2 separate regions of the Homo sapiens genome follow, and region 2 is linked to region 1. A link is a loop called in an ENCODE intact Hi-C map of the cell type or tissue named here. Cell type or tissue: Caco-2. All regions are shown on one strand. Links, peaks and the distances in the headings refer to the core of each region. The heading gives the core; the rest is flanking DNA.

Region 1 (10,873 bases), core at 3,854-8,853:
TCTTTAGTTTTTTGAAGAACCTCCATACTATTCTGCATAGTGGCTATGCCAATTTACATTCCCACCAATAGCGAACAAGTGTTCCCCTTTCTCCACATCCTCACCAGCATTCATTATTGCCTGTCTTTTGGATAAAAGCCGTATTAACTGGGAAGAGATGATATCTCATTATAGTTTTGATTTGCATTTATCTGATGATCAATAATGATGAGCACCTTTTCACATACTTGTTTACCATTTGTATGTCTTCCCTTGAGACACATCTATTCAGATCTTTTACCCATTTTTAAATTAGATTGTTTTATGTTTTTTCCTATAGAGTTGTTTATATAGTCTGGTTATTAATCCCTTCTCAGATGCATAGTTTGCAAATATTTTCTCCCATACCTTGGATTCTCTTCATTTTCTTGATTGTTTCCTTTGTTAGGCGAAGCTTTTTAACTTGATATGATCCCATTTGTTTACTTTTTCATTGGTTGCCTGTGTTTGTGGAGTATTACTCAAGAAATCTTTGCCCAGTCCAATGTCCTGGAGAGTTTTCCCAATGTTTCCTTTTAGTGGTTTCATAGTTTCAAGTCTTAGATTTAAGTATGTAAGTCTTTAATCCATTTTGATTTGATTTTTTATATATGGCAAGAGATAGGTGTCTAGTTTTAATAATCTGCATATGGATATCCAGTTTTCCCAGCACCATTTATTGAAGAGACTGTCCTTTCCCCAATGTATGTTCTTGACCCCTTTGTCAAAATGAGCTTACTGTACTTATATGGATTTGTTTCTAGGTTCTCTATTCTATTCCATTGGTCTATGTATCTGTTTTTATGCCAGTACCATGATGTATTAGCTACTATAGCTCTGTAGTATAATTTGAAGTCAGGTAGTGTGATTCTTCCAGTTTTGTTTTTATTTTTGCTTAGGATAGCTTTGGTTATTCTAGGTCTTTTGTGGTTCCATATAAATGTTATGATTATTTTTTCTGTTTCTGTGAAGGTATTTTGATAGGGATTGCATTGAGTCCATAGATTGCTTTGGGAAGTATGGACATTTTAACGATATTGATTCTTCCAATCCATGAATACGGAATGTCTTTCCTTTTTGTGTGTGTCCACTTCAATTTCTTGCAAAAATGTTTTATACTTCATCATAGAAATCTTTTACTTCTTTGGTTAAATTTATTCCTATGTGTTTTCTTTGTAGCTATTGTAAATGGGATTACTTTCTTAATTTCTTTTTCATATTGTTCACTGTTGGCATATAGAAATGCTGCTAATTGGCCAGGCGTGGTGGCTTACACATGTAAGCACTTTGGGAGGCTGAGGTGGTTGGATCACCTAAGGTCAAGAGTTCGAGACCAGCCTAACCGACAAGGTGAAACCCCGTCTCTACTAAAAATACAAAAATTAGCCTGGTGTGGTGGCAGGCCCCTGTAGTCCCAGCTACTCAGGAGGCTGAGACAGGAGAATTGCTTGAACCTGGGAGGTGGAGGTTGCAGTGAGCTAAGATCGTGCCACTGCACTTCAGCCTGCGTGATGGAGCAAGACTCCATCTCAAAAAAAAAAAAAAAAGATATGCTACTAATTTTTGTTTGTTGATTTTGTATCCTGCCACTTTACTGAATTTGCTTATTAGTTCTAATGGTTTTTTGTTGGAGTCTTAGGTTTTTCCAAATATTGTATCATCAGCAAACCAGGATAATTTGATCTCTTCCTTTCCAATTTGGGTGCTGTTTATATCTTTCTGTTGTCTGACTGCTCTAGCTAGCACTTCCAATGCTATGTTGAATAACAGTGGTAAAAGTGAGCATCTTTGTCATGTTCCAGATCTTAGAGGAAATGCTTTCAGTTTTTCCCCATTCAGTATGATACTAGATGTGGGTCTGTTGCATATAGCTTTTATTATGTTGAGGAACGTTCCTTCTATACCCAGTTTTTTTAGGGTTTTTATCATGAAGCAATTGAATTTCGTCAAATGCTTTTTCAGCATCAAGTGAAGTGATCATACGGTTTTTGTCATTCATTCTGTAGATATGATGTATCACATTGATTGATTTGCCTATGTTGAACCATCCTTCCATCCCTGGGATGAATCGCACTTGGTCATGATGAATGATGTTTTTAATGTGTTTCTGAATTTGGTGTACTAGCATTTTGTTGAGGATTTTTACATCAATGTTAATCAGATATTGGCCTGTAGTTTTCTTTTTATGATGTGTCTTTGTCTGGTTTTAGTATCAGGGTAATACTGACCTTGTAGAATGAGTATAGAAGTATTCCTTCCTTCTCTATTTTTCAGAATAGTTTGAGTAGGATTGGTATCGGTTCTTCTTTAAATATTTTGTAGACTTCAGCAGTGAAGGTATTGGTTCTTTTCTTTGCTGGGAGACTTTTTATTATGGCTTCAATCTCATTACTTATTGCTGTATTCAGGTTTTGGATTTCTTCATGGTTCAATCTTGGTAGGTTGTATGCATCTAGGAATTTATCCACTACTTCTAGGTTTTCCAACTTATTGGCATATAGTTGCTCATAGTAGTCTGTAATGATACTTTGAATTTTTGTGGTATAATCATGATGTCTCCTTTTTCATCTCTGATTTTATTTATTTGGGTATTCTCTCTTTTCTTCTTTGGCTAAAGATTTGGCAATTTTGTTTATCTTTCTTAGAAAAACAACTTTTCATTTTGTTGATCTTTTGTACTGTTTTTTGTTTGTCTTAATTTCATTTATTGCTGCTCTGATCTTTATTTCTGTTCTTCTACTAATTTGGGCTTGATTTTCTCTAGCTTTTCTAGTTCTTTATCATGTGTCATTAGGTTGTTTATTTGTAGTTTTTCTACTTTTTTGATGTAGGTGCTTATTGGTATAAACTTTCCTCTTAGTACTGTTTTGCCTATCCCATAGGTTTTGGTGTTTTGTGTTTCCATATTCATTTGCTTCAAGACATTATTAATTTGCTTCTTAATGTCTTCAGTGACCCACTGGTCTTTCAGGAGCATATTGTTTAATTTCCGTATGTTTGTATCATTTCCAAAGTTTTTTTTATTGATTTCTAGTTTTATGCTGTTGTGGGTTAGATAAGATACATATGATTTCAGTTTTTTTAAAGACTTGTTTTGTGGCCTAACATATCGTCTGTCCTTGAGAATGATTCGTGTGCTGAGGAGAAGAATGTGTATTCTGCAGCCATTGGATGAAATATTCCATAAGTATCTATTAGATCTATTTGATCTGTAATAGAGATTAAGTCCAATGTTTCTTTTTTTTTTTTTTTTTTTAAGATAGAGTCTTGCTTTGTTGCCCAAGCTAGAGTACAGTGGGGCATTCTCAGCTCACTGCAACCTCTACCTCCAAGGTTCAAGCGATTCTCCTGCTTCAGCTTCCCGAGTAGCTGGGATTACAGGCACGCGCCACCGTGCCCAGCTAATTTTTGTGTTTAGTAGAGAGGGGGTTTCACCATGTTGGCCAGGCTGATCTCGAACTCCTGGACCTCAAGCGATCCGCCTCCCAAAGTGCTGGAATTACAGGCCTGAGCTACCACGCCCAGCCTCAATGTTTCTTTATTAATTTTCTGTCTGGAGAATCTGTCCAATGTTTAAAGTGGGGTGTTGAAGTCTCCAGCTATTGGCATATTAGGGTCTGTCTCTCTCTTTAGTTCTAATAATATAATAATATTTGTTTTATATGTCTGGATGCTCTGGTGTTGGTTGCATATATGTTTACAATTGTCATATCCTCTTGCTGAATTGATTCCTTTATCATTATAAAATGACCTTCCTTGTCTCTTTTTATAGTGTTTGTCTTAAAATCTATTTTTTCTGATCTAAGTATAGCTACTGCTACTCTTTTTGGGTTTCCACTTGCATGGTATATCTTTTTCCATCCCTTTATTCTCAGTCTGTGTGTGCTTTTTTTTTTTCTTTTTTTCTTTTTTGAGATGGAGTGTCACTCTTTCGCCCAGGCCGGACTGCAGTGGCGCTATCTTGGCTCACTGCAGTCTCTGCCTCCCGGGTTCACGCCATTCTCCTGCCTCAGCCTCCTGAGTAGCTGGGATTACAGGCGCCCGCCACCACGCCCGGCTAATTTTTTGTATTTTTAGTAGAGACGGGGTTTCACCGTGTTAGCCAAGATGGTCTCGATCTCCTGACCACATGATCCGCCCGCCTCGGCCTCCCAAAGTCCTGGGATTACAGGCGTGAGCCACCGCGCCCGGCCGTCTGTGTGTGTTTTTATAAGTGAAGTGTGTTTCTTGTGACCAACAGATTGTTAGGTCTTGTTTTCTAATCCATTCAGCCATTCTGTGTCTTTTGATTGGAGAGTTAAGTTCATTTACATTCAGTGTTATTATTGATAAGTAAGGACTTACTATTGCCATTTTATTATTTGTTTTGTTTTGTTTTTTTCTAGTTCTTTGTGGTCTTCTCTTTCTTCCTTCCTTCCTGTCTTTCTTTTTGTGAAAGTGTTTTTCTCTGGTTATATGTTTTAATTTCTTACTTTATATTTTTTGTGGAACTATTGTTAGTTTTTTGGTTTGAGGTTACCATGAGCCTTGCAAATACTATCTTATAACCCATTATTTTAAACCAATGACAACTTAACTTTGATTGCTAGGAGTTAAGAGCAAAGAGACAACTGATAAAAACTCTACACTTTAAATTCATCCCCCCAGTTTTAAACATTTTATTTTTTCTATCTATATTTTATAATAGTATGTCTCAAAAAGTTGTAGGTTTTTTTTTTTTTTTTTTGAGACAGGGTCTCACTGTGTTGCCCAGGCTGGAGTGTAATGGTATAATCACGGCTCAGTGTAGCCTTGGCCTCTTGGGCTAAATCAGTCCTCACATCTCAGTCTCCCAAGTAGCTGGGACTACAGGCACGCAACACCATGACCAACTAATTTTTGTATTTTTTGTAAAGACAGGGTTTCACTATTTTGCCCAGGCTTGTCTCAAACTCCTGGGCTCAAGCGATCCACCCACCTTGCCCTGTCTAGGTGCTAGATCACAGGCATGAGCTACCATGCCTATAGTTATTATTTTTTAGATCATCTCTTAGTTGTCCTACTCAAGATATGAGATGAGTAATTTATACATCACACTTAACAGTGTATAATATTCTGTGTTTGTCTGTGTATTTATTGTTACCAGAGAGTTTGGGGCCTTCAGATGATTTCTTATTTCTCTTTAATATTCTTTTATTTCAGAGTGAAGAACTTCCTTTAGCATTTCTTGTAAAATAGGTCTGGTGTTGATGAAACCCCTCAGCTTTTGTTTATCTGGGAAGGTCTTTATTTCTCCTTCATGTTTGAAGGACATTTTCACAGGATATAATTTTGTAGGATAAAAGTTTTTTTCCTTCAGCAGTTTAAAATTTGCCATTCTCTCCCAGCCTGTAAGGTTTCCACTGAGAAATCTGCTGCCAGACATATTGGACCTCCTTTATATGTTATCTGTTATTTTTCTCTTGATGCTTTTAGGATCCTTTCTTTATCCTTGATCTTTGGGAGCTTGATTATTAAGTGTCTTGAGGTGGTCTTCTTTGGGGTAAATCTGCTTAGTGTTCTGTAGCCTTCGTGTACTTGAATATTGATATCTTTCTCTATGTTTTGAAAGATCTTTGTTAATATCTCTTTGAATAACCTTTCTACCCTGATCTCAGTCTCTCTCTCTCTCTCTACCTTTTCTTTAAGGCCAATACCTCTTACTGCCCTTTGAGGCTATTTTCTAGATCCTATAGGTGTGCTTCATTATTTTTTATTCTTTTTTCTTTTGACTATTCTGACTGTATTTTCAAATAGCCTGTCTTCAAGCTTACTAATTTTTTTCTGCTTAATCAGTTATGCTGTTGAAAGACTCTGGTATATTCTTCAGTTTGTCAATTCAGTTTTCAGCTCCAGAATTTCTGCTTGATTGATTTTAATTATTTCAGTCTCTTAGTTAAATTTATCTGATATGATTCTGAGTTCATTCTCTGTGTTATCTTTCATTTTGTTGAGCTTCCTCAAAACAACTATTTCTAATTCTCTGTCTAAAAGGTCACATATCTCTGTTACTACAGACTTGGTCACTGGTGCCTTATTTAGTTCATTTAGCAAAGCCATGCTTTTGTGGATGGTCTTCATGCTTGTGGCTGTTCATCAGTATCTGAATATTTATTCTAATCTTTGAAGTCTAGGCTTGTTTGTACCCATCCTTCTTGGGAAGGCTTTCCAAATACTCAAAGGGAATTAAATGTTGTGATCTAAGTCTGGTCACTGAGGCCATATGTGCATTAGGGGGCACCCCAACTCTAGTAATGCTGTGAGTCTTGCAGAGGTACTCTGACTCTTATAGAGGTACTGCCGTGGTGGTCTTAAATAAGATCCAGGAGAATTCCCTAGATTACCAGGCAGAGTCTTGTTCTTTTCCCTTACTTTTCCCCAAACAAACTTAATCTCCCTCTTCATGCTGAACTGCCTGGAGTTGGGGAAGGGTTAATGGAAGCACTCTTGTGGCCACCACCACTGGTACTGTGTTGGGTCACTCCTAAAACCAGCCCAGTACTGGGTCTTGCCCAAGGCCTGTGGCAACTATTTTCTGGCTGCTGCTTGTGTTTACTGAAAGACCAAGGGATCTTTAGTCAGCAGGTGGGGAATCCTGCCAAGACCAGGTTTTTTTTTTTTTTTTTTTTTTTTTTTTTTTTTTTTCAGTGCAGCAGGTCCCCTTCTGGCCCAAGGTGGGTTTAGAAATGCCGTCCAAGAGCTAGGGCCTGGGATGGGAGGCTTTAGGAATCTTCTTGGTGTTTATTTTACCAGGTTGCAAGACAAAGTCCTCTTTACTTTTCCTTCTCCTTTCCTCAAGCAGAAGTCTCTCCCTATGGCCATTATCACTCTAGGCTCAGGGCAGCTACCGCTTGGCTGCCACTGATGTTTATTCAAGGCCCAAGGGCTTTTTAGTCACCACTGGTGAGTCCTGCGAGGCCTGTATCTCTCCCTTCAGGACAGTGAATGCCTTTCTGGCCCAAGGCAAGTCTAGACATGCCCTCCAGGAGCTAAGGTTAAGATTAGTACATCAAAAATTATTTGAGTGACCCATTTTTCAGTTCTCCCAAGGATTGTACACAACTAATACCATTCTAGATGCATAGGAGATAAGTTAATTATTAGGGTTTAATTCTTTGGAGGAACTAGTTGAGAATGATTGTAAAACTGTTCTAACTGGATGTTCTCATATAGCATCAGTGAAGACTTTCTCATTGATTAACTATTTATTAGCTGGTATTTAACAGTCCTTTGTAAATAGTAATTGGTCTTTTGACAGATGTTCAGTTTTATAAGTAGACTCACATGTTTATGTTTCCTGTGACAAATGACAGTTAACAACATATCAAAGAGTATAATGTTGTTCTTCAGACTGGGCATCTATCTATACAGTAGAATGAAAAGGAAGAAATAGGTAACAGAAAATAATGAAAAGAAGGCCTTGATGCTTCTGAAGAAGTTATGTTAACTTTGAATGCTTCTCTAGCACTAACTTTATTAATGAGTCCCACTGGTTCTGAATGACCTGGTGTGTTGTCAGTGTGTCAGAAGACCTCTATGTGAGAACAGTCATTTGGAATATCTATATATACTATTTGGCTTACTTTTACAAGTTTTACCTATGTAAAATTAATATTGAAAGGGAGCACCTGATTACCTATTAGAAAGAAAAATTACAATTTCCCTCAGCTGGTCACAATCTGAGGCATGTGAAGCAATGTGGAATAATGTTAAAATCTTGTATTTAGAGACGGAAAACCTGGATATAAGCCCTTACCTCACCACTTAATAATTCGGACAAGTTACTTAAAATTTAAGCTTCAGTTCTCATCTATAAAATGGAAATAATAATTATCCTGTATCTCACAACAGATTATTATTTTTAGTACAGGAGATGACATATATGAGGAAATTTTTATAAACTTTGTAAATTAAGAATTAAGTATTTGCAGAATTCTTTCAAGGTACCAAACACTATCCTCACTGCTCAGAATACAAATATAAACAGGTTGTTCCAGCCCATAAAAAGTTCACAGTCTAGGGCCTGGGTGCAGTTTCTCATGCCTGTAATACCAGCACTTTGGGAGGCTGAGGTGGGCAGATGTCTTAAACCCAGGAGTTTGAGACCAACCCGGGCAACATGGCAAAACCCCATCTCTACTGAAAAATAAAAAATTAGCCAGACGTTGTGGCACATGCCTGTAGTCCCAGCTACTTGGGAGGCTGAGGTGGAAGAATCACTTGAGCCCAGGAGGTTGAGGTTGCAGTGAGCTGTGATCATACTACTGCACTTCAACCCAGGTGACAGAGCAAGACTCTGTCTCAAAAAAAAAAAAAAAAAAAGAGTTCACAGCCTAGCTGAAGAGTTGCTTTTTTAAATTACTTCTTTACCTTCCTAACTCAGTTATCTACTTCTAGTAATCAAAAAGTGAAACTTGGTCAATGTACTGACTGTTCAGTAGTTACTAATGAGCTCATTGCTACTTATTGCAAAATTAATCAGCTTGCTATTTCAGGAGATAGAGACTTAAGAAATTCCTCTTGTAATTGACATTTGTTCGTTGTCTGTCCAGCAGTCATTTTCCATTCCCTCTTCCTAGCACTGTACCACATTTCCCAGTCATGTAGTTTGGGTGGAATTGATTAAACCTCCAGTGTAGGTTGTCTTAATACTGTATAATCAACATACCCATTTCACCTAGCCACAGTCATTAGTTAAAGGATCATGTAATTCAAAGCAGTCAGAGCCAGTGGATTTCATCTCTTATATTTTAATTTAACTACTGGGGGACACAGATTCTCTGTTTCCTGCTGAACATGAATGAGGAAATATACAACCCCAAGAATTACGTCTTGGGACCGTGAATGGAATGCCTGCTATGATGGAACTAGCATAAGAAACAATCCTGAGAAACAGAAGTTTAAAAGAGATACTGGGTCCCAGTAACATTTTGTGAACCACTCATTCAAGCCCTTCTTGAACTATACAGACTGCTTGACTTTTTGGTTACATGAGCCAATAAGCTAATAGAGATAACTGTTGTCCATAACTAAAAAGTATCTTAACTATTATAATATACCTGAATAAGTACTGTATCATCAAAGAAATAAGACATTTTCCTAATAATGACTAAAATGTATCAAATAGGAATCCCTGAAGTTTCATATTTCAGTAAAAAAACCTGATTCAAGAGGATAGAGGGTTGGAAAATGTGACTTAAAGGAGGAAGAGGATGAAAATAAATCCTGCTCCTCTGTATTTATAAAATAAATGAAGATATTTTCAGAGAGACTGGATCCAAATCTGAAGGTGACAACTTATGCTTTGCAGCCTCAAGGCAACTGATAGGTTCAAAACTCAAAGTAATAATATTAACAACAGGCAAAGAAAGAATTTAAGACAAAGAGGGAAGCTATCCTTGGAGATTTGTAATAGGAAATCTCATTTCACTGACAGAAATTAAATCTTCTGGAGAAATCCAAAACAATAATGATGCTCCCTAAGCTGTATTGTATGAAAGAACATCTACTGATTGCCCTGGGAAGAAAAAGAGTTGGTGACTTCTTCTTGGTAAATGATACGGAAAAAACAATATTTTTATCCATATCATTTGTATATATATTATATATATATGTGTGTGTGTGAATATATATATGTGTATATGTATATATATGTATATGTGTGTGTTTTTATATATATATAAAACAAACATGCTGTATGTTATGTTTATCAAACATGTACATATACATGTATACACCACCGCATGGTGGCTGGCACCTATAATCCCAGCTACTTGGGAGGCTGAGGCAGGAGAATCACTTAACATATATGTGTATACGTGTGTTTATGTATACGTATACATGTGTTTATATGTATACATGTATACGTATACATGTGTTTATGTGCACGTATACATGTGTTTATGTATACATATATATTAAAACTATATATATACAGTTTTATTGTTTCCTTTTATCCATGAGGATTTTGAGATATTAAAATAATTATATTAATTGAATACCAATCATTCTCTAAGCATTTTATATATATCAGCTCTTTACGTAAATCCTCATTTTGCTTGTAAGAAATCTGAAGCTCATGGTAGTTAAGAACATGGAACTACTTAGTGGCTGAACTGGTATTCAAGTCTAGGCAGTCTGATTCTAAGATGGGAATTCTTGACTACTCTGCTATAGCACCTTTCATAAAAGAAAAAGTAAAAGAAGACATTTTGGGAGGTGACAAACTAATTATAAACTCTCCTCAAAAATGAGAATTGGGGTCCAGGTGCGGTGGCTCACGCCTGTAATCCCAGCACTTTGGAAGGCTGAGGTGGGCGGATCACCTGAGGTCAGGAGTTTGAGTCCAGCCTAGCCAACATAGTGAAATCTCGTCTCTACTAAAAGTACAAAAATTAGCCAGGCGTGGTGGCGGGCACCTGTAATCCCAGCTACTCGGGAGGCTGAGGCAGGAGAATCACTTAAACCCCGGAGGCAGAGGTTACAGTGAGCAGAGATTGTGCCATTGCACTCTATCCTGGGTGACGAGAAACTCCATCTCAAAAAAAAAAAGAAAGAGAAAGAAATGGGATTTTTTACCATGGTTTGAAATACTTAAGTGATAAGATGCACTGCCCAATCTAAGAATTGTAAACAATCGAATGTCGAATGTGTTTACTCTGGAAGTTTACTGATCCAAGCAAAAAAGCTTTAAGCTATAAACATCTGTGGAGTAAGAAGAATATATAGATAAATCAATATAATGAAATACTTTGGAGAATACAGTATGATACATGTTAAAAGATAGTTTTATAAAGGTTGAGTTATAACACTTAGAAGTATAAAATAAATATGTGCC
Region 2 (10,873 bases), core at 3,355-8,354, 190 kb after region 1:
TGATTCCATTAATACTAATTTGCTGAACATCCCTTTGTAACGAAGCTACACTTCTCCCATCCCTATGGCAGCACACCAAGGTTAATGTACCTCAGTAGCCACAGATCAGGACCAACCTAAGTGGTCCATATGGAAATTACCTCTATGACTGTAGCCTCATTAGCATTATTCTCCTTGACAAAGCTAGCCAGCTGTGGACCTCTTATCATTAATGCCGCTAGATATTGCCATACAAATTCTTGCCTTATCAAAGAAAGTTTACAATTGGTATTTTTACTATAATGTAACATAAAACAATTTGTAAAGTAATTTTATTCACAGGTACTCATGAAAAAAAATTTCAAATATGAAGTAACATGTTTTTCTTTAGCAGTAATACATTCAAATCCTATTTCTGTTTTCTGTTGTGTGATTTAACTTTTAAAATTAAAAAAGCATAGGATTTTTAGAATCCCTTCAATTCATTGTTTTCCTACTACTTTATTTCTAGACTTTTTTGTCTTCTTGAATGTCCTTTTTTGACACTAAAGTTTCCCTCTGAGTTGAGAAAATGTTGTTCTCTAATCACACTGCTTATGGTTCTGCTTTGACTTTCAGACCCATCGGCCATGACATTAAAAGAGGGGAATGTGTTTTGGCCAAAGGAACCCACATGGGCCCCTCAGAGATTGGTCTTCTGGCAACTGTAGGTGTCACAGAGGTTGAAGTTAATAAGTTTCCAGTGGTTGCAGTCATGTCAACAGGGAATGAGGTATTAAAAATAAAAATGGAGGGAGTGGGGAGAGGGCCCATAAGATAAAGGTATTTCTGACATATGTTCTGTGTTGTAAATAGAATGTTGTAGATTATAGATCATACCAGTGGATCCACATTCTTATAACAGGGAAACAATAAATTGGCTTTAGGATAGTTTCAAGTTCAGAATATGAGAACAAAGAAGAACTAGTAAAAATTATGTATTATGAAATGTTCTCTTCTATTAGAATGAAATATTATAACCAATGGCCTTTCCACAAAGTCAGTACACATAAGCAAAAAACTTTAGCTGCTAGCTATAGATATTAAACTATACAAACTCAGTACTGTTTCTGTTTAGACAATGAATTGTGCCCATCCTGCTGCTGAAATGATGAGCTACTTCTGTGTGGGAAGTATCAATGAATCAGGACATCATGGCTAGCACTTCTTGTGAAAAGTTCCATTTGATCTTTAATCACTAAGAGGGATTTGATAATCAGGTTTTTTTTTTCCTCTCTCTCTCCCTAAAGATAGCATCTCTAGTGGCATGATATTTAGAATGGGTCAAAATGTCTTTTCATTCCTGATTTAGAAAAGAGAATTTAGTCCATCTCTTTCTGAGAACTCTTGAAAAACTTCCTATTGCTTGTTTTGCTTAGGTTGTGCAAAACTTCAGTCAGAAGCTCCAAGGTCAAATGGAGAATACTAAAAAGTGAATCTGCTGGAAACTCAAAACCTTATAAAAGAATCAGAAACTATTGAGATTTTTAAAAGTATTAATAATTCCTTTGACCTTACTATTAAAGAAAAGATTAGCGGGATTTTTTAAAAATCTCTTTGTTCTGAAAATAAACCCATCATTATTTTTAATTTCTTGAAGTCTTGGAAATGAAAATTTTCAGAGGTCTTTTTATGACATTATAGTCCTTTTGGTTAAAGCAAAAGAATAGACTGTTTTATTTTGCAAATAGATAGCTAAATCAACATTCCAGATGTGCTTACTTCCCAGTATATATGCACTAGTCATTTCCAAAAACTATTGATTGACAAAAAACATTCTTTTCAATTTGATCTACATAGTAATGATTTTAATATCCTTAGAACCAAATAACACTATATATAGCATCAGAAATAAATTTTTGTTAAACTGGTTGACTCAGTGAACTATTCTTTTTTATGATATACTTACATGCTTTGTGCAACAAGTAAGTTCATGGAGTTTGAGAAAGCTAAACAGTAGCACACTCATGGACCAGGCATGGTGGCTTATTCCTGTAATCCCAGCATTTAGGGAGGCTGAAGCAGGGGGATCAATTGAGGCTAGGAGTTCAAAACCAGCCTGGGCAACATAGCGGGACCCTGCCTCTACTAAAAAATTAAAAATAGCTATGCATGGTAGCACATGCCTATAGTCCTAGCTACTGAGGAGGCTGAGGTGGGAGGATCACTTGAGCTCAAGAATTCAAGGCTGCAGTGAGCTATGATGGCACTACTGCACTTTAGCCTGGGTGACAGAGTGAGACCCTATCTCACAATAAAGTAAAATAAGAATTAACACACTCATAATAACTATTTAGTTAATAGGAAACTCTGTTTAAGCGATATTGCTTATATTTCTCTCTCATGCTTTTGTAGGTCTGGACTCATCCTCTCAATTATCCACAGAGTATATTGTTAGTGTTTTGTTTAAGCTACCTTTTACACTCAATTAAAACTATTTACTGGAAGTAGGCTAAGGTAATGGGGTGAGAATAGAGATGGTATTATATCATGAAATCTAGGGAAGAGTTTGTAGTCTTAGTTCCCTGCCCCCACAGAGCTTATTACTCTTGAAGAAGCTTTGACTAATTCTACATGACTTATTCCCCTACTTTAACAGACCTGCTATACTAAACTATACCACAGTTTTCCAAGAGAATAATGCTTCTAAATTATATTATCTCTGGTTCCATATAGCTCAACATTCCTCCCTTTCTCTTATTCAAAGTTAGTTTTTATTATGACTCTATGATCATATAGTTTAGTTTTGTTCAGCAGATAATTGGGTACCTCTGTGCCAGGCACTTTACTGGAAATTGGTGATAAAAAAAAAAGAGATAAATAAAGCATATTATCTCTCCAGAAGGCTTGAAATTCTCAGATACCTAGAAAACAATAGCAAAAAAAAAATTACCTATTTTCAGAGAGGGCAAAAGAAATTGCACTTAATGTAGCAAGGCCATAATTTACCCAGTCACAGTACAAACTTTCCTTAAGTATTGGTTTTAGTTTCCTTTGATACATATGGTTTCAGGCCGGGCATGGTTGCTCACACCTGTAATCCCAGCACTTTGGGAGGCCAAGGCGGGAGGATCGCTTGAGGTCAGGAGTTCGAGACCAGACTGACCAACATGGTGAAACCCTGTCTGTACTAAAAATACAAAAAAATTAGCTGGGTGTGATGGCACATGCCTGTAGTCACAACTACTTGGGAGGCTGAGGCAGAAGAATTGCTTGAACCCGGGAGGCGGAGGTTGCAGTGAGCTGAGATCGTGCCACGGCACTCCAGCCTGGGTGAGAGAGAGAGACTCCATCTCAAAAAAAAAAAAAAGATATATATGGTTTCACATATGTCCACTTCTTGAATCTCATATGACATATTGGTAAGCAGGACAGTTGCCTTGGCAACCCAAAGAGTGCCGTACAAGATGTCTATGTATACTCTAAAACTTGCCCCAGTATTTTATTACTGTATGAGCTTGTTAAGGACCAGCAAATTATTTCAAAATTGGGGATATAGAGTTATCAACTATAGCTAACATGGAATAGCTGATTTCTGTATTCGTTGATTTCAACAAACTGTGCATATTAAAATTTAGATATGCAACCTGTGGTGATTCATGTCTGTAATCCCAGCACTTTGGGAGGCCGAGATGGGTAGATCACTTGAGGCTAGGAGTTTGAGACCAGCCTGGGCAACATGGCAAAACCCTGTCTCTACAAAAAATACAAGCCAGGCATGATGCTATGCCCCTGTAGTGTCTGCTACTCAGGAGGCTGAGGCAGAGGTTACAGTGCGCAATGACCATTCCACTGTACTACAGCCTGGGAAACAGAGTGAGACAAAGAAAGAAAAGAAAAAGAAAGAAAGAAAAGAAAAAGAAAGAAAGAAAGAAAAAGAAAGAAAGAAACAGAAGGAAAAGAAAAAGGGGAAGGGGAAGCAAAAAGAAAAGAGAGAAAAGAAAAGAAACAAGGAAAGGAGGGGAGGGCAGGGCAGGACTGCTTAGGAGATGGGTGCACCAAAATCTCACTAATTACCACTAAATAAATTATTCATGTAACCAGATACCACCTGTTCCCCAAAAATCTATTGAAATGAAAAATGTTTAAAAAATAGAAAAAGAAAACTCATTCATAATCCAAAAAAGAAAGAAAGAGTCTCGCCATTTTGCCCAGACTGGCCTTAAACTCCTAAGCTCAAGTGATCCTCCCACCTCAGCTTCCCAAGTAGCTGAGACTACAGGCTTATGCTACCATAGCCACTTCACAGGACAGGTTTTAAGCCAATCAAATCTGTCCAGAGTCATCTTAATGGAAATATTATATTAATTATTTTCTAATACAATTTGTAAACCTCTGTATTTCTAAACCAAATTCTTAAAGACTCCTTAAATTGTTTAAAAGATCTAAATGTTTCTCTTCCCTTCTTATCTTGTAACCTAGTAAGCCAGGCAATTAGCTTAACGATCAGTTAAACCTTTTTTTCCCCAGAGTTGTGTTAAAAGCTATTTGCAACAGGAACATTCTTCATGAGAGCTCATTGACTTTTCTCCCTCTTTTTGTGTTAGACCTATGTATCTGAACTATCTGGGTGTATCCATAATAACAAGAATTGAGTTTTGATCAATTAATAGATTAAGTTTTCTAGAAGACAGAGAAAGAAAGTGAGATGATTACCACAAATATGTAAAGAGTTACTGACCACTATAAAAGTCAAATCACCTTCTCTTTGCAAAGAGTGGGAAAGCCTTAAATGCAAGCAAACCCATTTCAATACATGAGAAAGAAAGGAAGTCATTACAACCAGTTCAAATAGTATCTTGGGCACTTGATAATTCCATCAAGACTATAGGATTAATTAAGTCTTTAAAAGTACTTTCAAGTGAATAATTGTAGTCATATCAAAAGTACTTCAAAATGACCACTGCAATTCCAGGTTGTCCTTGATGAAATTATGCTTTTTAGAAAGATAAATGTGTGAAAGAGAAAACAGAAGCCAGAGTTATGCCTGGAGATAGTGCAAGTTTATTATTAAATGAACCCATGAATTCATTAGCTACTGGTCATTCAAAAGGGAAAAATAGCACTTAAATATTGTACCTAAAGTCCTCAACAGTAAAGGTTGAACCCCTGGCAGCTAACCCTGAAACCTAACAAGCTAGAATGGGTAGAGAGGAAATCTCTCCCAAAGCCAGTTTCTCATAGACAAAACTAAGAAAAGTTCTTATAGGCACACAACAATGTGGCCAACTGACAGATAGGATGGCCAGTTTCAAATCTTTACTAAGAAAAACAAAAATTAGTATAAATCCAATCAGATAACCAAACAATTCTGGAAACCTTATAACAAAAACAATATCAGCTGTCTTTGGGAGTTCAGCAAAAAAACGATCAGACCTCAAAACAAGGGCTGGAGTTAATCTAAGCATCATAGACAAGGAATCTGCCCAAGCAAAAAGGCAGAAGAGACCTCACTGAAATACAGTATAACCAATAATATAACTGGTGGCAAGAGTTCCTGCCTAAGTCTTGGTAGGATTTTCATAATACCAAAATCCTAATACAAAGACCACCAGGGAAACCTGTTGATCATACAAAATGGTTATATTAAAGTTTCTGAGAAAAAGAAAACATCACCTTGACAATGTTGGGGAGGGAAAAATAATTTTTCCTCTACCCTTGTGAGTTCTTACCTGGGACCTCTATAAACGATAGATTAACAAGAAAAAAAGAGAAGTTAGTTAACATGTATACCTCGTGTATATATGGGACATACCCAAGGGAAAATTAGTAACTCCTAAAGTGATGGCTGAGAAGTCTGGCTTAAATAGCATCTTCAGCAAAGAACAGTACATTCTTAGAGAAGTGATGAGACAAAGGACCTTGAGTCTCTAGGGCCGGCAATTTGTGGGAAGGCAAATATATGGGAAACTAATGATAGATTAAAGGCTAGTTAATAAAGTTTGATATATAAATTCCTCTGGCGCCATCTGCAGGCTGATAAGTGTCCAAAGATTTATCCCTCGGGCCAGGCGCGGTGGCTCACGCCTGTAATTCAAGCACTTTGGGAAGCCTAGGCGGGTGGATCACAAGGTCAGGAAATTGAGACCATCTTGGCTAACACACGGTGAAACCCCTACTCTACTAAAAATACAAAAAAATTAGCCGGGTGTGGTGGCGAGGGCCTGTAATCCCAGCTACTCGGGAGGCTGAGGCAGGAGAATGGCGTGAACCCGGGAGGCGGAGCTTGCAGTGAGCCGAGATCGCATCACTGCACTCACTACAGCCAGGGCGACAGAGCGAGACTCCGTCTCAAAAAAAAAAAAAGATTCATCCCTCCAGGGGTCGCGGGGGGAGTTACCTTTCTTAATTTATGTCCTACTTTTAGGCAAACAGGAGAAAAGCAGAGAGCGTTTCTTATATTTTTCTTCTCAAGTGCCTTCGGCTAAAAAATATTTGTTATGCTGGCATATTTTGGGGTAGTATATTCTGCTACCCTTCAACAGAGTCTCAGTGGTGTTTCACAACTGGGAAGTCATAAGATTTTTATGAGGGTATTTATAGGATTTTGAGGACTAGGGTTGGCCATGGGATAGTTTTAAGGTAGAAGTTATTAAGCAAAGTCCGAGCAGAGATTGGTCGGAATTTGTAAAATAGGTGAATTGGTGGATCACAGTCAGTCTTATCTTCAGAGCATATGAATCCATGTGGAACTACTGTTAAAACAAGTTGTCCATGATCTTATCTTAAAGTATATGGATCTGAACAAGCTTGTGTTAAAAACAATTTATTTCAAGTTACATGTCCTGGTTTGGTACAGTTTAGCTGTTATGCAAATAATGGTATAGTTTTGCAAGTTGATGTTTCTGTTTTATTTCTCAGAAGGAAATAGTTTGTAGGCAAGGCAGCCAATTATAAGGCTTTCACAGAAATTCAGACATAATGTAATGAATGTCTAGAATTGTTTTGGGAGGTAGTAAAAGAGTGAATGAAAATGTAGGGTCAAGGAAGAGATGGATTAGAATATTCTTAATGATTGAGGCTTTTGGGAAGAGTGGGCTACAAAGGGGAAAACAAAGTTAAATGTTTAGGCCAGGCGCAGTGGCTCACGCCTGTAATCCCAGCACTTTGGGAGGCCGAGGTGGGCGGATCACCTGAGGTCAGGAGTTTGAGACCAGCCTGACCAACAGTAGAGAAACACCATCTCTACTAAAAATACAAAATTAGCCGGGCGTGGTGGCGCATGCCTGTAATCCCAGCTACTCGGGAGGCTGAGGCAGGAGACTCGCTTGAACCCACGAGGCAGAGGTTGCAGTGAGCCGAGATCACGCCATTGCACTCCAGCCTGGGCAACAAGAGCTTGATGCTGTCTCAAAAACAAAAACAAACAACAACAAAAAAGTTTAATGTTTAAAAAGTGGGAAGATAGTGGCCAGGTATGGTGGCTCACACCTCTAATCCAAGCACTTTGGGAGGCTGAGGCAGGTGAATCACTTGGGGTCAGGAGTTCAAGACCAGCCTGGCCAACATGGCAAACCCCCGTCTCTACTAAAAATGCAAACATTAGCCAGGCATGGTAGTGTGCGCCTGTAGTCCCAGATAGGAAGCTGTGGTAGGAAGATCGCTTGAACCCAGGGGGTGGAGGTTGCAGTGAGCTGAGATTGCGCCACTGCATTCCAGCCTGTGCAACAGAATAAGACTCCATCTCAAAAAAAAAAAAAAAGAGGTGGGAAGATAGTGGTACCATTGATAATACCAAAAATGGGAAATTGAACTTGGTGACTTGATATGGAGATGATGGGTTATGTTTTGTTTTACCTCATATTTTTTTCTTTTGAAACTGTAATAAATTTCAGACATCATTCCCAAGATGACTGGAAGTATAACAGAAAATAAGATTCAGTTTTAAAAGGAAAAATTGTGAGTTTATTCTAGTATATTTAGCCTTATACTCTTCCATTTAATTCTGTATTGTTTTATTTGAAATTATTTAAAATACACTGTAAATCCCACACCCTCATTTAACTAGCTATTTTTTCGTTATGTCAGTTTTACAGACAAATAATGGGTTCTCCAGTGATCTCTAATTTTCCGTTATTTCTGGAACTGTTTGCAGCAAAATAACAGAGAGGAACATAAATAGCAAAGAAAACACCCTGATAACAGAGGAATCTTACTTAGTTCGTGGTCAATACCCTGCTTTGAAAAAAATGATATAATCACACATTTTTCTTTCTAAAGCAACTAGTTTGATTAATGGAGTTAAAGAGCTGCAAGCCTTGCCCCTTATAAAATTATAATCACTTTAATAACTGTGTTAATTAAGATCAGAAAATTAATCTATGTTAGCATTGCAGTAGCAATTTTCCAAGTACTGCCAGGGAGTAAGAATGAAAGTGGGTTACAATGTCACATGGCATCTGATTAAGTTAAATTAGTAAGTATTCGAAGGGAAGACTCCCTGGTGACACTGAATAAGATGGTCACAGTTTTCCTGTAGCCTATTGTAAGGGGACAGTTGGTTGCAAAGCTACTACTTTTCCAATATAAAGTCAAAAATCTGGCCACATACTATCACTAATGAGTCTGAAGGAAGATTAGGACTTGTGGTTATTGTCTGGGAGAATTCATATAATAAGCTCTGGTGTTGGCCATATTAGTAGCTAAAACATCTTAAATGTGCAGGCTTGCCTTTAACCTCCTAAAATAATAGTCCAGGTTTTCTCACTTCAAGTAAGTACTTCTTTTTTTACTTTATAATTTCTGAAATCAAAGCATATCTTAAAACTGATACATAAATTGTTGTAAGAATGTATCTGTGTATGTGAAGGACCCCCTACTCTTAGGTATTTTATAATCTAATAGTCTATGTTCACATTATAAACTGATGTCATCTGTACTAGCATCTAGGGGTAACAATATGAGAACAATTGGGAGGAAAGTAGGTGATCCTTTGACGTCATATGTCATAAAGAAAGGAAAGAGAATCACATTTATTGTACATTTATCTGCATAAACTGAATGTTCATTATCTCACTCCTAACAATTACCTTGCAAGGTAGTTATTATTACTATATTTTATAAATGAGAAAATTACGACAAAGAATTTTGTCAACTTGAATTTGAACCCTGTTGGAATCCAAAGCTCTTCCTACTCTACAATCTGACTACCTCATTGGAACATCCTAAGGTAGAATAAGCTTCGTTAATTTTCTTCGTAGACATAGTAGATATTAAATCTCTAAAGATTAATTCAGTTCAGAATAATGGAATTGTGCATACATGTAGCTAAGTATTACTTAAGTTTGCTAGTATCAGAGACAAAACATCTGTCTTCCTCTCCTTCACATAAGCTTAGCTTCTTTGATACTGTTGACCCCACTTCAGAAAAGAGACAAAAAAGTTTGAAAGAAAAGATAAACTATTATTCTGTTCAGACTTAAGGATATCATGTCACACAATCTATACCTCAAATATTCCCAATGGAAGACAAATTGGAAAATAATATTGGGAGAAAAAAAGATAATTGTTTTATTTAGTTTGGCCAGTATCTCCAGAGCATTATTATCAAATTGGAGCCCAACCTGGTGGGATATTTTGCATGCAGTTCAATCGCCAGTGAAATTTCAGAGTGTTTTTTGACTTCCATAGGAACATTTTCTCATCCTCCTATACTTTCAATATTTATTTAAAGATCCTTTGGGCATTCACCTTCAAAATGCCAGATACCATTGTAGGTGCTAGATATGCTAAACTCAGTTTAGTAGATTTTTTTTTCATTAGAAATATGCAACATTAACCTAATAGAATAATTTGTGGTGGTTTTTTGGCTTTGTAGCTGCTAAATCCTGAAGATGACCTCTTACCAGGGAAGATTCGAGACAGCAATCGTTCAACTCTTCTAGCAACAATTCAGGAACATGGTTACCCCACGATCAACTTGGGTATTGTAGGAGACAAGTAAGTATTTGATGTCATTCTGAAAAGTTTGTATTGTACAAATACGAGTTTTTGGAATACTCATTAGGTGGAGTTGCTGCTAAAGAGACAGAAATTTAATGTCATAATTTTCACTTATCTCATTCTTCAGAAGCCAAAGAATATTGAGGTATCTATGTCCTTTAGAGATAAAGATTTCTTGGAATGTCTCTGAAAACAAGAGAAATACTTTACTTTCCTGTAGTATGTTAGGTTTCAAAGGATGTTTTTGTAATAGTTTTGGTTTTATCCCAATGGAGCTAACAGTGATGGCATTATTCTGATGCACATTTTTACTTCTTTCAAGAAAGACAGGAAAAGCATAGGTAAGAAGAGAAAGAGAGATTGTCAAAAGTAGCACTACCTAATTCTTTGAAATTTAAGTACAATTTTTTTCTAGGACTTCTATATTGATTTTTGTGTCTTTATGTAACCTGTTTCTCCAGGCTTTACCTACTTGAAAGTACAAAGGGAAGCACAATGACTATAATTACTCAATTTTTAAGAGCCTATTACCCCCATCTACTGAATTAACTCAGCCCTCTGCTAAGTTTTCTAAGTATTTCTGTGAATCTCCAGTGCTGTCTCATGTGTGATCAAAAGCAAGTCTACACTTTCTAAACATCCTAGTATCATGCAACACTGCTGCCTGGCTGTCTTTCAAAAGTCACCCTTTCCATTTCACTAGAGCTACACCTGCTTTTAGTAATACTCAAATATCAACCCAATGGAGACAAGGCTCAGAGACAGATCTGAGTGATAAATACTCATGATGTATCTATCACCCATAATCCCCTTTCTCTCTTATCACTACCTCATCACTGTGTAGACCTCATTAAGCATGGATCCTTCTTCCCTTATGTTGAGTACTTTCCCAAAACTCAGATGTGCTTTTGAA

The links. Peaks named below come from ENCODE experiments on the same cell type or tissue, not always from the same donor. Only the 100,000 strongest peaks of a DNase experiment are listed, where the experiment ranks them.
Region 2: a loop joins it to region 1, with 4 times the contacts of the local background. A loop is called at or near these places in 2 of 110 quality-filtered maps.

What each region holds. Positions count from the first base shown.
Region 1 is chr14:66,925,800-66,936,672 of GRCh38, forward strand. The region is part of intron 8 of GPHN (gephyrin); the gene reads left to right. Among named protein-coding and RNA genes, the nearest start is that of GARIN2, 260 kb to the right of the region's middle. RefSeq lists an enhancer at 7,212-8,411. In Caco-2, for the core only: no CTCF peak of the experiment used is centred there; a DNase peak (open chromatin) is centred at 6,932.
Region 2 is chr14:67,112,421-67,123,293 of GRCh38, forward strand. GPHN (gephyrin) reads left to right here. Exons shown (of 23, transcript NM_020806.5): 16 at 598-751; 17 at 9,836-9,957. The region is part of intron 2 of LOC105370538 (a long non-coding RNA gene); the gene reads right to left. Among named protein-coding and RNA genes, the nearest start is that of GARIN2, 72 kb to the right of the region's middle. In Caco-2, for the core only: a CTCF peak has its summit at 5,971 (motif pointing left); no DNase peak of the experiment used is centred there.